Regions from separate parts of the Homo sapiens genome. Here region 1 is linked to region 2. The links are chromatin contacts, found by Hi-C or POLR2A ChIA-PET in ENCODE. All regions are on one chromosome and are shown on one strand. Each heading gives the region's core, a stretch centred on a gene start or an enhancer-like site at or near the end of the contact. The rest is flanking DNA. Distances are from core to core; before and after follow the strand shown.

Region 1 (5,732 bases), core at 2,564-5,063, 160 kb after region 2:
GGTGTGACCCCCCCGCACCTGGCTCGACCCTTGAGCTTTGTATCCACTCCATAGGCCCTCCATACACAACTTCCCAGACCTCTTCAGCTCCCACCTTCCAACATTGTTCTTTCCACATCCGTGAGAAGCTGAGAAGCAGAGAGAAGCAGACCTCAGATGTGGGAAGCACAGTGTGTGCTGAAAGCGTCTGCAGCTGCAGGTCGCTCAGCGGTGGTCCCCCAGGAGGACGTCTGCTATATAAGGTGGTCCCACTTTCCCAATAAGAATCTCCAAAGAGCTCTCGGTGTAGTTTTTGTTTGCATTTCTTTTACTAGTGAGGCTGACTATCTTTCATGTACTAAAAGTCATATGCATTTCATTTTCTGTGAACTGTTAATCATGTTTGTTCACTTTTCCTGTCATATTAGTTTATTGATCCTTATGGATTTCTATGAGATATTATGTCTTCAGGAAATGAATCTCTTGCTGGAAAATGAAGTGCAAGTATTTTCGCACTTTGACATTTGCTTTTTGACTTTGATCACAGCAGGTTTGTCAAGCATACTGTTTTCATTTTATGGTGAAACGTATCCATCTTTTCCTTTATGGCTTCTGGAACTTGAGTGATAATTAGGTAACTTTTGTCTTTTTAAATGTATGTTTCCAACAAAGAAAGAAAGAAAGAATATCTTAGAAAATAAGACAACTGATTAGGGCTGAACACGGTGCCCTGGGTAGGCTAATAAGAGAAAAGTTGCAAATTAATATTCTTCAAATATTTATTTAAATTTATTTAAATTTATTTAGGCTGGGTGCAGTGGCCTCAAACCCCTGACCTCAAGTGATCTGCCCGCCTCGGCCTCCCAAAGTGCTGGGATTATAGGCGTGAGCCACTGCTCCTCGCCTTGAACTGCATTTCTTAACTTTTTTTTTTTTTTTGAGAAGGAGTCTCACTCTGTCTTGGCCTGCCAAAGTGCTGGGATTACAGGCGTGAGCCACCGCGCCTGGCCTCTCAACTTTTAAAAAAGAATTTTTTTTTTTTTTTAAATTTTTATTTTTTTTAGTATTTATTGATCATTCTTGGGTGTTTCTCGGAGAGGGGGATTTGGCAGGGTCATAGGACAATAGTGGAGGGAAGGTCAGCAGATAAACATGTGAACAAGGGTCTCTGGTTTTCCTAGACAGAGGACCCTGCGGCCTTCGGCAGTGTTTGTGTCCCTGGGTACTTGAGATTAGGGAGTGGTGATGACTCTTAACGAGCATGCTGCCTTCAAGCATCTGTTTAACAAAGCACATCTTGCACCGCCCTTAATCCATTTAACCCTGAGTGGACACAGCACATGTTTCAGAGAGCACCGGGTTGGGGGTAAGGTTATAGATTAACAGCATCCCTAGGCAGAAGAATTTTTCTTAGTACAGAACAAAATGGAGTCTCCCATGTCTACTTCTTTCTACACAGACACAGTAACAATCTGATCTCTCTTTCTTTTCCCCACATTTCCCCCTTTTCTATTCGACAAAACTGTCATCGTCATCATGGCCCGTTCTCAATGAGCTGTTGGGTACACCTCCCAGACGGGGTGGCGGCCGGGCAGAGGGGCTCCTCACTTCCCAGACGGGGCGGCCTGGCAGAGGCGCCCCCCACCTCCCTCCCGGACAGGGCGGCTGGTGGGCGGAGGGGCTCCTCACTTCCCAGACGGGGCGGCCGGGCAGAGACGCTCCTCACCTCCCAGATGGGGTGGCGGTGGGGCAGAGACACTCCTCAGTTCCCAGACGGGGTCGCGGCCGGGCAGAGGCGCTCCTCACATCCCAGAGGGGGCGGCAGGGCAGAGGCGCTTCCCACATCTCAGACGATGGGCGGCCAGGCAGAGACGCTCCTCACTTCCCAGACGGGGTGGCGGCCGGGCAGAGGCTGCAGTCTCGGCACTTTGGGAGGCCAAGGCAGGCGGCTGGGAAGTGGAGGTTGTAGCGAGCCGAGATCACGCCACTGCACTGCAGCAGGGGCAACATTGAGCACCGAGTGAGCGAGACTCCGTCTGCAATCCTGGCACCTCGGGAGGCCGAGGCAGGCAGATCACTCGCGGTCAGGAGCTGGAGACCAGCCCGGCCAACACGGCGAAACCCCGTCTCCACCAAAAAATGCAAAAACCAGTCAGGTGTGGCGGCGCGCGCCTGCAATCCCAGGCACTCTGCAGGCTGAGGCAGGAGAATCAGGCAGGGAGGTTGCAGTGAGCCGAGATGGCGGCAGTACAGTCCAGCCTCCGCTTTCACAACTTTGGTGGCATCAGAGGAAGACCGGGGACAGGGAGAGGGAGACGAGGGAGAGGGAGAGGGAGAGGGAGATGGGAGAGGGAGAGGGAGACGGGGGAGGGAGAGGGAGACGGGGGAGGGAGAGGGAGACGGGGGAGGGAGAGGGAGACGGGGGAGGGAGAGGGAGACGGGGGAGGGAGAGGGAGAGGGAGACGAGGCAGAGGGAGACGAGGGAGATCCTAAAAAAGAATTCTTCTAAGGAGCCCTTTTAGACATTTTCCCCTCCTAATTGTCCTTCTCCTCCCCACTATGTATAAAACTTTAATACCACAAATATACTGTCTATCTGTTTATGTTTATACATAAAGCTGTTTATAGGACCTCTTGGAGGATGACAAACCATTGTAATATCTAGGACTTTTTCACACCCTACCGGGAGCCCATTCTCTCCTCCTTGGAGTCACATCGCTCCCATTGACCACTCACGGTATAGGATGACTGTGCTAGTTTCCTAGGCTTATTGTAACCAATTACACCACAAACTTGGTGGCTTAAAACAACAGAAACTTATTCTCTCATAGTTCTGGAGTCCAGAAGGTCAAAATTAAGGTGTCTGCAGGGCTGTGCTACCTCCGGAGGCCCTAAAAGGGAACCCTTCCTGACCTCTTCCGGCTCCTAGTGGCTCCTGGCATGGCTTGTGGCAGCTGAACTCTGATCTCTGCCTCCATCTTCACAAAGCATTTTCCTCTGCTCTGTGTCTTCTCCTTTTCTGTGTGTCAAATCTCCCTCCACCTTTCCCATATAAGGACACCTGTTGGCCGGGCATGGTGGCTCACACCTGTAATCCCAGCATTTTGGGAGGCCGAGGCGGGTGGATCACGAGGTCAGGAGTTCAAGACCAGCCTGGCCAAGATGGTGAAACCCTGTCTCTACAAAAAATACAAAAATTAGACTGGCGTGGTGGCAGGTGCTTGTAATCCCAGCTACTCCAGAGGCTGAGGCAGAGAATTGCTTGAACCCAGGAGGTGGAGGTTGCAGTGAGCCGAGATCGCACCACCGCACTCCAGCCTGGGCGACAGAGTGAGACTCCCTCTCAAAATAAATAAATAAATAAATAAATAAATAAATAAATAATAAAATTTAAAAAATAAGGACACCTGTCACTGGATTTTGGGCCCACACTGATAATCTAGAATATCTCAGCTGGTGATCTTTAACTTTTTCCAAATAAGGCTACACACACAGGTGCCAGTGCCTAAGACATCTCTTTATGGAAGCCATCATTTAGTCACGATGATGACGAAAATATTTCTAGAGGCAGGGGGTGCATCACTTGCCTACAGAGGAACGTCACATTCATTCTTCAGCGACATCAGCCAGAAAGCTGTGTACACGTCACAACTCACACTGCTGGCCTAGTGTACTTTTTAACATTTTGTGATGTTTCTAGTAGTTACAGTGATTTTATTCCAGGAAATCTGGGGAGCACCTGTCCCTCAGATTTTGCCTACCCCAGAAAAGACGTCTGAAAAACTTCGAAAAACCCAGAAAGTTTTATCGCCTAAACTTTGCCTCAGATGTAGCCCTTTTGTGCCCTCTAGTGGAAATTACGGTAACTGCAGTCATACTTTTCCGAGGAACCGGTAGTCGCAGATTTAAAAAGATTAGTGAGACATAAGTTGCGTTTCAACCCAAAAAAGGAGCTTGGACCGTCTATACTATGATCCAATCCAATGTACTGTGCATCTTTGAGAGAAGCAATGCTAAACAGAGCAAAAGGAAACTGCCTGAGTTGTGAATTCGGTTCTTCTCTGCCCTGCACTTCCTTTTTACAGAAACAAAAGAAGTGGAGGCTGCTTGGGGGAGGAAGACAGAATGATGACAGCTGTGTATCTCCTCCAGCCATAAAATCCTAAGAAGGGGGTGCAGCGCTTTCCTTAAAGAGATATTAAAACGTCTTGGTTTTCAGTTTTTAATCGTACTTTGGCCAGAGTATCACTACTTGGTAACACTTTCATTTATTTATTATTATTTTTTTTTTGAGACAGAGTCTCGCTCTCTCACCCAGGCTGGAGTGCAGTGGCGCGATCTTGTTTCACCACAACCTCCGCCTCCTGCAAGCAGTTCTCTGCCTCAGCCTCCCGAGTAGCTGGGATTACAGGTGCACGCCATTACACCCGGCTATTTATTTTTATTTTTATTTTTATTTTTATTTTTAGTAGAGATGGGGTTTCACCATGTTGGCCAGGCTGGTCTTGAACTCTTGACCTCATGATTCACCCGCCTTGGCCTCCCAAAGTGTTGGGATTACAGGCATGAGCCACCTTGCCCAGCCGGTAACACTTTTAAGAAAATCTAAGCAAATCCTCCAACTATATTTCTTGCAATTTCTCATCATTATGATCTCATGACAGTGTCAACCTACTGGAGGAAGAAAGACATGCGTGGAAAGGCCATGCCCCGTGTAAGAATATTCACGCCCAACAGCATCTCCAGGTAGCATTCGTGGAAGAGTTAGCCCCCAGCTCCGTCACAGTGCCCCTCCTTCCTGGCACAAGGCCTTCGCCTTAATAAGCATTCAGGCGGTGTTGAGTGGAATTGCCACACTGTATCAAGGAGGGCGGGGGCTGCCTTGGTTTCTTTTCAGCGGTGGCTTAAGTACTCAGTGTTTCCTGCTTTTTGGTTGGCAAAGGGCTTTGTCACTTCAGTGGATTGCCTTCAATGTAGAGCCCTCCTGACCCAATTTCTGGAGCACCGCCACCCCACTGCGGGGTAGAAGTTGTCATCCCTGGGTCCCCCATGGGCCATGAAAGCACCTGCCAGACATACTCACTTTCTTTTCCCTCCTTGAAGCTGTTTTTCTAGGAGGGATTTCTCCTGCTTTCTTGGGAACAGGGAGAATTGATTGGGTAACTAGTTCAGAGAAATCTTACATGAAGTAGCTAGTTAAGTACACAGTGCCACATAAGTCGTTCAAGTACATTTGTATTTAGGCAGGTTTTCACAAGAGATGACTCTGGGTCTTCACTATCTTTCAGAATGTTATTTCTACTGGAAAGTCCATCTGCTCATTCAAATTCAAATATATATATATATATATATATATATATATAGCCAGCCGTGGTGGCTCATGCCTGTAATCCCAGCACTTTGGGAGGCCAAGGTGGGCGGATCACCTGAGGTCAGGAGTTTGAGACCAGCCTGGCCAACATGGAGAAACCCCGTCTCTACTAAAAATACAAAAATTAGCTGGGCATGGTGGTGGGTGCCTGTAATCCCAGTCACTCAAGAGGCTGAGGTAGGAGAATCGCTTGAACCTGGGAGGTGGAGGTTGCAGTGAGCTGAGATCCCACTGCTGCACTCCAGCCTGGGTGACAGAGTGAGACTCCATTTTATATAAATATAAATAAATAAATAAACAAACAAATATATATATAGATGGAGTCTCCCTCCGTGGCCGTCGCCCAGGCTGGAGTGCAGCGGCATCATCTTGGCTCACTGCA
Region 2 (6,298 bases), core at 1,941-4,440:
TTCAAGAAAAAAAGTTCTCAATAAAACATCCTGGAGCAACTAGATATCCATACAGAAAAAGTAGACCTTTACCCTTCCTTCTCTCTCTCTGTCTAAAAATTAATCTGAAAGGGATCACAGATCTACAAGAAAGCCAAAACTATAAAGCTTCTAGAGGAAAACATAGAAAAATATCTCCATGACCTTAGGGTAGGCAAAAATTTCTTAGGACACAAGAGGCGCTAACCATAAAAGAAAAAATATAAATAAATTGTACTTCATCAATTTATCAAGACATCAGTAAAAAAGTTAAAAGGCAAGCCACTGATAAAAGAATACATAACTCCCAGAAATCAATAATAAAAATACAAACACCTCAGTAGGCCACAACGAAACTATATAAATGGCTAGATAGCACATGAAAAGGTGCTCAGCATCATCAGACACCAGGCAAGTACAAATTAAGCTATAATGAGATCCTAAATACTCCCATGATAATATCAAATGTGAACAAAGATGTGGAGCAACTAGGACTCTCGTGCGTCATTGGTGAGAGTATAAAATGGTAAAATCACATTTAAAAATGGTTTGGCAGTTAAAAATGGTTTAAATGATAAATTTAAACATTCACCTACTTTATGACCCAACAATTCTACTCCTATGTTTGTTCTCAAGAGAAATGAAAAATATGTCTACAAATAGACTTGTTCAAGAATGTTCACAGCAGCTTTATTAATAATAGTGAAAACCTGGAAACACCCCAAATGCCTATCAATAGGAGAATGAATAAGCAAAGAGTATCATATTCATATCATAGAATACCACTATAGCAATAAAAATAAAATGACCATTTATATATGCAACAACATGACGAATCTCATAACCATTCTCTGAATCTCAGAAGTTACTATTGCACCATCATTTCTCCAGGTTTGATTCATTCATTTAATCTCACACCAACCCCATAAGGAAGATATTTTTATCCTTCAGCTTTAATAATAGAAATAATTAATAGAGAAAAAATAATATCTAAGATTATATTCTCTCATTCAATATTTATTGAACATACTCTATTTGTTACTAGGCAGTAAACCATGTCCGAAAAACATAATGTCAGCCAAAAAAGACACAAGATTTAAACTCAGTCCTTCCACACTACACAACACTGCCAGGTCCTATGACAAGCTAAATGTAAAAGAAGGAATAAGACTTTGTCACTACCTTTAAGAAGTTCAGAGACTAGCAGAGGCAACAGGCAAATAAACCAACAACCACAATACAGCAAAAGCAATTACAATACAACACAAAGTGTTCTTATGGGTATATAAAAAGTGCTGTGTGAACCCAAAAGAGGAAATGACCAGTAATTCTGCCTGGGATAGTTGAAGCCAAACTGGCAAAGGAGCTGACATTTCAGTTGGGTGATATACTAGCAGAGAGAATGTCTGAAGACATTGAGACAGAGTGGAACGTGCTCAAGATTTGGAAGTAAATACATCTGGTTGGGATGCCAGCTCAGTATTCACATTTGTGAAATGTGAATAATTACTCAAAAACTTGAAGGGTTGTTGTGAGAACTGGAAAAAATACATGTAAAGAACTGAGCCCATGCAGAGGAAACTCCATTTTTAGTAGCTTTTAGTTTTTGAACAAATAACTGTTATTAGTCATATTGCCCAATATACATCTCCTATTGTAGATTTGTCAATCTCCAGAAATGCTTGCTTCTCAATACAATAATATTAAGTTTCTGAGGCTAAACAGCTTAAGCCTAGATCTTAAGCCCATGGTGATTTGCTAGCTTTGACCTCCCTCCTCACTTGAATATGACTCAAGCCCCAATGCATAACATGACACTGTGCACTGAGGGCAGTTGGCTGTCCCAATCAGAGTGGTTTATTAGAAGGCTGGAGGCGAGGACACAAAAACATCAGGACTAATGGGAGTAGTAGCCACTCTGGACTGTGCCTGTCTGTGGAAAACCATTTAGAACAGCATTTGTAAGCATGCACCATATCAGCTGCCCCTCTGTGCCCAGCTTACAGCAATACTCACTTTAATCAGCATCAGATACCCCTATCTGTCTACAAATTTCTGGAACAGAGGCTAACAATAAGTGTTAAAGTAGTCTAAGAGAGACAGTCTAATAAAGAAGGCCCAAAATGGCAGAACTTTCTCAATACACACAGGCTCTTCCTGTAGTGATGGAAAGTCTCACTTGGATCCAAGATTTTAATATAGATAACGAAATAGGCTCAGTATCCCTTCGGATGGTGCAGCAGGTTAGTGCTTCTGAATGTTAAAGCATTTATGCAACAACTCAGAAAGTGTTTGCAAGGCTGACTGGTTCTATACTGACATTTCTAGTCAAACTACACTCATTAAAGTAAGAGAATGACCATGGTGTCAGAATCCATAGTGGCAACTTCTGCTAATACACAGCTTTGCATATAAAGTTGATTGCATGACAAACTGATACAGAGGGTGTTTACATCATTTAATCATCAGAGAGGACACTGCAAATGTCTCCACAAGGAATACAGCATGTCAAGAGACAGCGGACTTGTGCTGTGCCACAAACAGGCTGTAGGGGACAGTGGGAAAATTATATAAGATCTGTAAGCCTCAGGTCCCTCACCTATCAAATGGGATAACGATGCCCTGCAGGATGTTGTGAGAATTACAGATGATGTGGGCAAGTACCTGACATGGTGCCGTACACAGAATGAACACTTAATGATTGTTTCTGCTATAATTAATGTAAGGCACTGCCATCTATAGTTTGGAGGGGCAGGAACAAGTAGAAAAATATTTGCTGAGTTGATTGCTTTTGTTAAATGGCTGTTAGACTGATTATATGGAATGGAGTTCAGTGAGGGTGTACATGTGTGGGGGGTGTGTGTGTGTGTGTGTGTGTGTGTAAAAGAGATAATGAATACAAATGAGAATGAGAATAAGAAAATGTGTATTGGGTGAGCAGAGGATAAGCAGAGAGAAAGAAGGGAAGAGACGGGGAAAAGTAGCTTTCAGAAGAAACATGTCTACCTTGTTAGTAGACCAAAATATTTGAAGGGCAAGCCTTCAATGTGTTATGTTGTTTTACTTTTACTCTGCTTTTAGTCATTATTATATGCTCCATCAGAGCCTGACACACAGCAGGCACTCAGTAAATATTTACTAAGTGCACACCTGGATCAAGCATTGTGCACACTTGCAGGTGTGGCTATGACTAAGCACAGAAAAAGGAAACCAACAGTGGTGGTGTGGGACAAGTGTCAAGCAGTGGCCCTGACAGGCAGAAGTGCCCTTTGCCCCAGTGGCTGAGTCATTGCGCCACCACAGTGACACACTGAAACAGGTTCCATTCACAACATCAATAATGACATGAGGTCATTCTTCCAACAAAGCAATGAACCCCAGAGAGAGGCTCCAAATCTTAACACAGGAAGGGTCTGCTTCCGTTTGTCACCCTCTTCCTCAGTGAGCAGATCAGGTACATGAAATATTTTACTGTCCCATCCTGGACTGGATTTTGCCTTCATTAACCCTATGACAACCCAAGGGGAGGTATATTTACAGTTTATATGTGAGGAAAATGAAACTCATAGAGCTTACATAACATGCCTATGGTCAAATATCAACCAGGTTTCGAAACCAATGCCCTTTTAACCTCCTTGAAGTAGAACGCATATACAGAAAAGTGCACATATCGTAGCTCCATATATTTTCACAGTTGAGCACATGCATGTAACCAGCACCCAGATCAAGAAACAATTGCCTTTGTGCTCCTGACCAACCTCTTCCCCGACCGTGAATAATGACTATCCTGACTTTTAACAACGGCATGAGTTTTGCCCAGAACACTCTAAACTACAGTAATCACTCCTTCCACCAAATTCCTCTGATTTTCTTATCGGCATCGCTCATTTGGAATTTCCCAATACTCTCTTGTAGAGTCAAATAGTTGTTCTTTTACGTATCTCATCTTTCTAATTATGATTAAAACCTCCTTGAGACCAGGGTTTTGTACATTTTTAGATTCCCCCACACACCTATTATGGAGGAGCCACTGTAAAGTGTATCTACTTAAGAGTTATTTTCTGGTTACTGTGTATCTGACACTGTTTCAAGCACTTTACGTGGATTATCTCCTTTGATCCTTTCAACAACCCTGTGAGGTAGGTACTGCTCTTATCTCCCTCTTACAGATGACAAAACTAAAGCACAAAAAAGTTAAGTAACTTGCCCAAGCTCACGCTGTTAGAGATGGAATCAGGGCCGGGCATGGTGGCTCATGCTTGTAATCCTAGCACTTTGGGAGGCCGAGGCAGGTGGATTGCTTGAGGTCAGGAGTTCAAGACCAGCCTGGCCAACATGGTGAAACCCTGTCTCCACAAAAAATATCAAAAATTAGCTGGGTGTGATGAAACAGGCCTGTGATGAATCTCAGCTACTCAGGAGGCTGAGGCATGAGAATTGCTTGAGCCTGGGAGGCGGGGGTTGCAGTGAGCCAAGATCGCGCCACTGCACTCCAGCCTGGGTGACAGAGTGAGACTGTCACAGGAAAAAAGGAAGGAAGGGAGGGAGGGATGGAATCAGGATTCAAACCCAGGCATTGTTACTTTAGCCTTTCTTGTTATTCTGTTTTTTTGGCAAACTTTTTAAAAAGTATAAAATACACAGAAAATAACATAAATCATAAGTTTAAAGTTCAATAGCTTTTTACAAAGTGAAGACATGTAGGTAATTCACTATCTCAAAAGACAGATCCCCAGAAGACCCCTTTGTACCCCCTTCCTATCACTAACTACCTCTTCCCCCAGGGTAACAATTATTCTGACTCCTAACACCATACTGTAACGTGCTTGTTTTTGAACTTAGATAAATGAATTCATATAGTATGTTCTCTTTATGTTCATGAGATTCATTCATTTCATTACATGTGATGTGTTAGTTTGCATTTCTGCATCGTATTCAATTGTGTGAATGTGACACAATTTATCCATGTTAGTGTCGATGGACATTTGAGAGCCAGGCTTCTATGAATATTCTTGCACATGCCTTTGATGCACACATGCTTGCTTCTGTCTTGGGTACTCAGGAGCAGAACTGCTCTCTCACTGGATATGCAAAGCGACTATGCCAATTTACACTCCCACCCACTGTGTATATGTGTTCTGGTTGTTCTACATTTTTACCAACACTGGATACTGCCTGTTATTTTCATTTGAGCTATGACGGTGGGTGTGTGGTGTGTTATATTGTGGATTTTACTGAACTTTCACTGATGAACACTGAAGGTGTATACCTTTTCATATGTTTATTGGCCATTTGGATAGCCTCCTTTGTGAAGTACCTTTTCAAGGCTTTTGTCCATTGGGTGGTCTGCTGTCTTCTTGTTGATCTATAGAAGTTTTTTTTATATATTCAGGATTTGATTTCTTTGTTATTATGTATTTATTGCAAATATCTCCTCCTCTTATGCTGCAGCTTGCCTTTAACTTTCTTAATGGTGGCTTTTGCTTAATAGACATTCTTAATTTACATGTGGTTTAATTTATCAATTTTTTCCTTTATGGTTAGTCCTTTTTAAGTCTCGTTTAAGATATATTTTTAAGGGACTTACCTTATTAGAGATTGACTGGTGGGATTGTCAGTTAAGGTTCCTCACCCTGATGTAGTCACATGCTAACCCAAATCAATGCAAAACTTTTCGCCTGGTATTTGGTTCTTTTGGAAAATGAAAATGAATCTGAAAATGGTTGTTGCTCATTCATGAAGATAGTGGTACTCAGCAAAAACCAGCTATAACTCCTTGCCAGCGACCCAAGAGCTGATCTAGCTCTGGCCTTTTCTGAGCTTGGCCTTTCTGCTTGATTATTTAACTTCCCCTTCAACTCTGTGAGCAGCCCCCACCCTCAACTTGCAATACACTCTCCTTTTTAATTTTTTTTAATTGCAACCAAAGAATCCTATTGATTCTTTTAAATCTCTCTCTCTCTCTATATATATATATATATACACTCTATTTTATATATACACACACATACATACTCTTTTTTTTTTTTTTTTTTTTTTTTTTTGAGATGGAGTTTCACTCAGTCGCCCAGGCTGGAGTGCGGTGGTGTGATTGTGGCTCCCTGCAACCTTCACCTCCCGGGTTCAAGTGATTCTCGTGTCTCAGCCTCTGAGCAGATGGGACTACAGGCGCCATATGCTCTATTTTTTTTTAAGAGATGGAGTTTATGTTGTCCAGGATGGAGTGCAGTGGCAATTCACAGGTGTGATCATGGCATACTACAGCCTGGAACTCCTGGGC

What was found. Hi-C counts contacts between places; a loop is a spot of excess contacts on that map. ChIA-PET counts read pairs that join two places held with the same protein, here RNA polymerase II (POLR2A). Pooled maps may share reads with other maps.
Region 1: a map with no recorded cell type shows a loop between it and region 2 (5-fold over the local background). The contact joins two enhancer-like sites. A Hi-C loop is called at or near these places in 1 of 168 maps with a recorded cell type or tissue (Caco-2), 18 of 37 single-sample maps with no recorded cell type and 8 of 50 pooled maps. POLR2A ChIA-PET finds 5 or more read pairs at or near these places in 2 of 52 experiments (H1 and naive thymus-derived CD4-positive, alpha-beta T cell).

Annotation. Positions count from the first base shown.
Region 1 is chr14:81,460,863-81,466,594 of GRCh38, forward strand. No RefSeq gene overlaps it. Among named protein-coding and RNA genes, the nearest start is that of LINC02308, 14 kb to the left of the region's middle. Within about 2 kb of position 3,814, at least 12 of the 41 ENCODE cell types and tissues checked have a DNase peak (open chromatin) inside an H3K27ac peak, as active enhancers do.
Region 2 is chr14:81,300,186-81,306,483 of GRCh38, forward strand. All of the region lies in intron 5 of STON2 (stonin 2), which reads right to left. Among named protein-coding and RNA genes, the nearest start is that of GTF2A1-AS1, 82 kb to the left of the region's middle. RefSeq lists an enhancer at 3,231-3,375 and a cis regulatory region at 3,298-3,308. Within about 2 kb of position 3,191, at least 13 of the 41 ENCODE cell types and tissues checked have a DNase peak (open chromatin) inside an H3K27ac peak, as active enhancers do.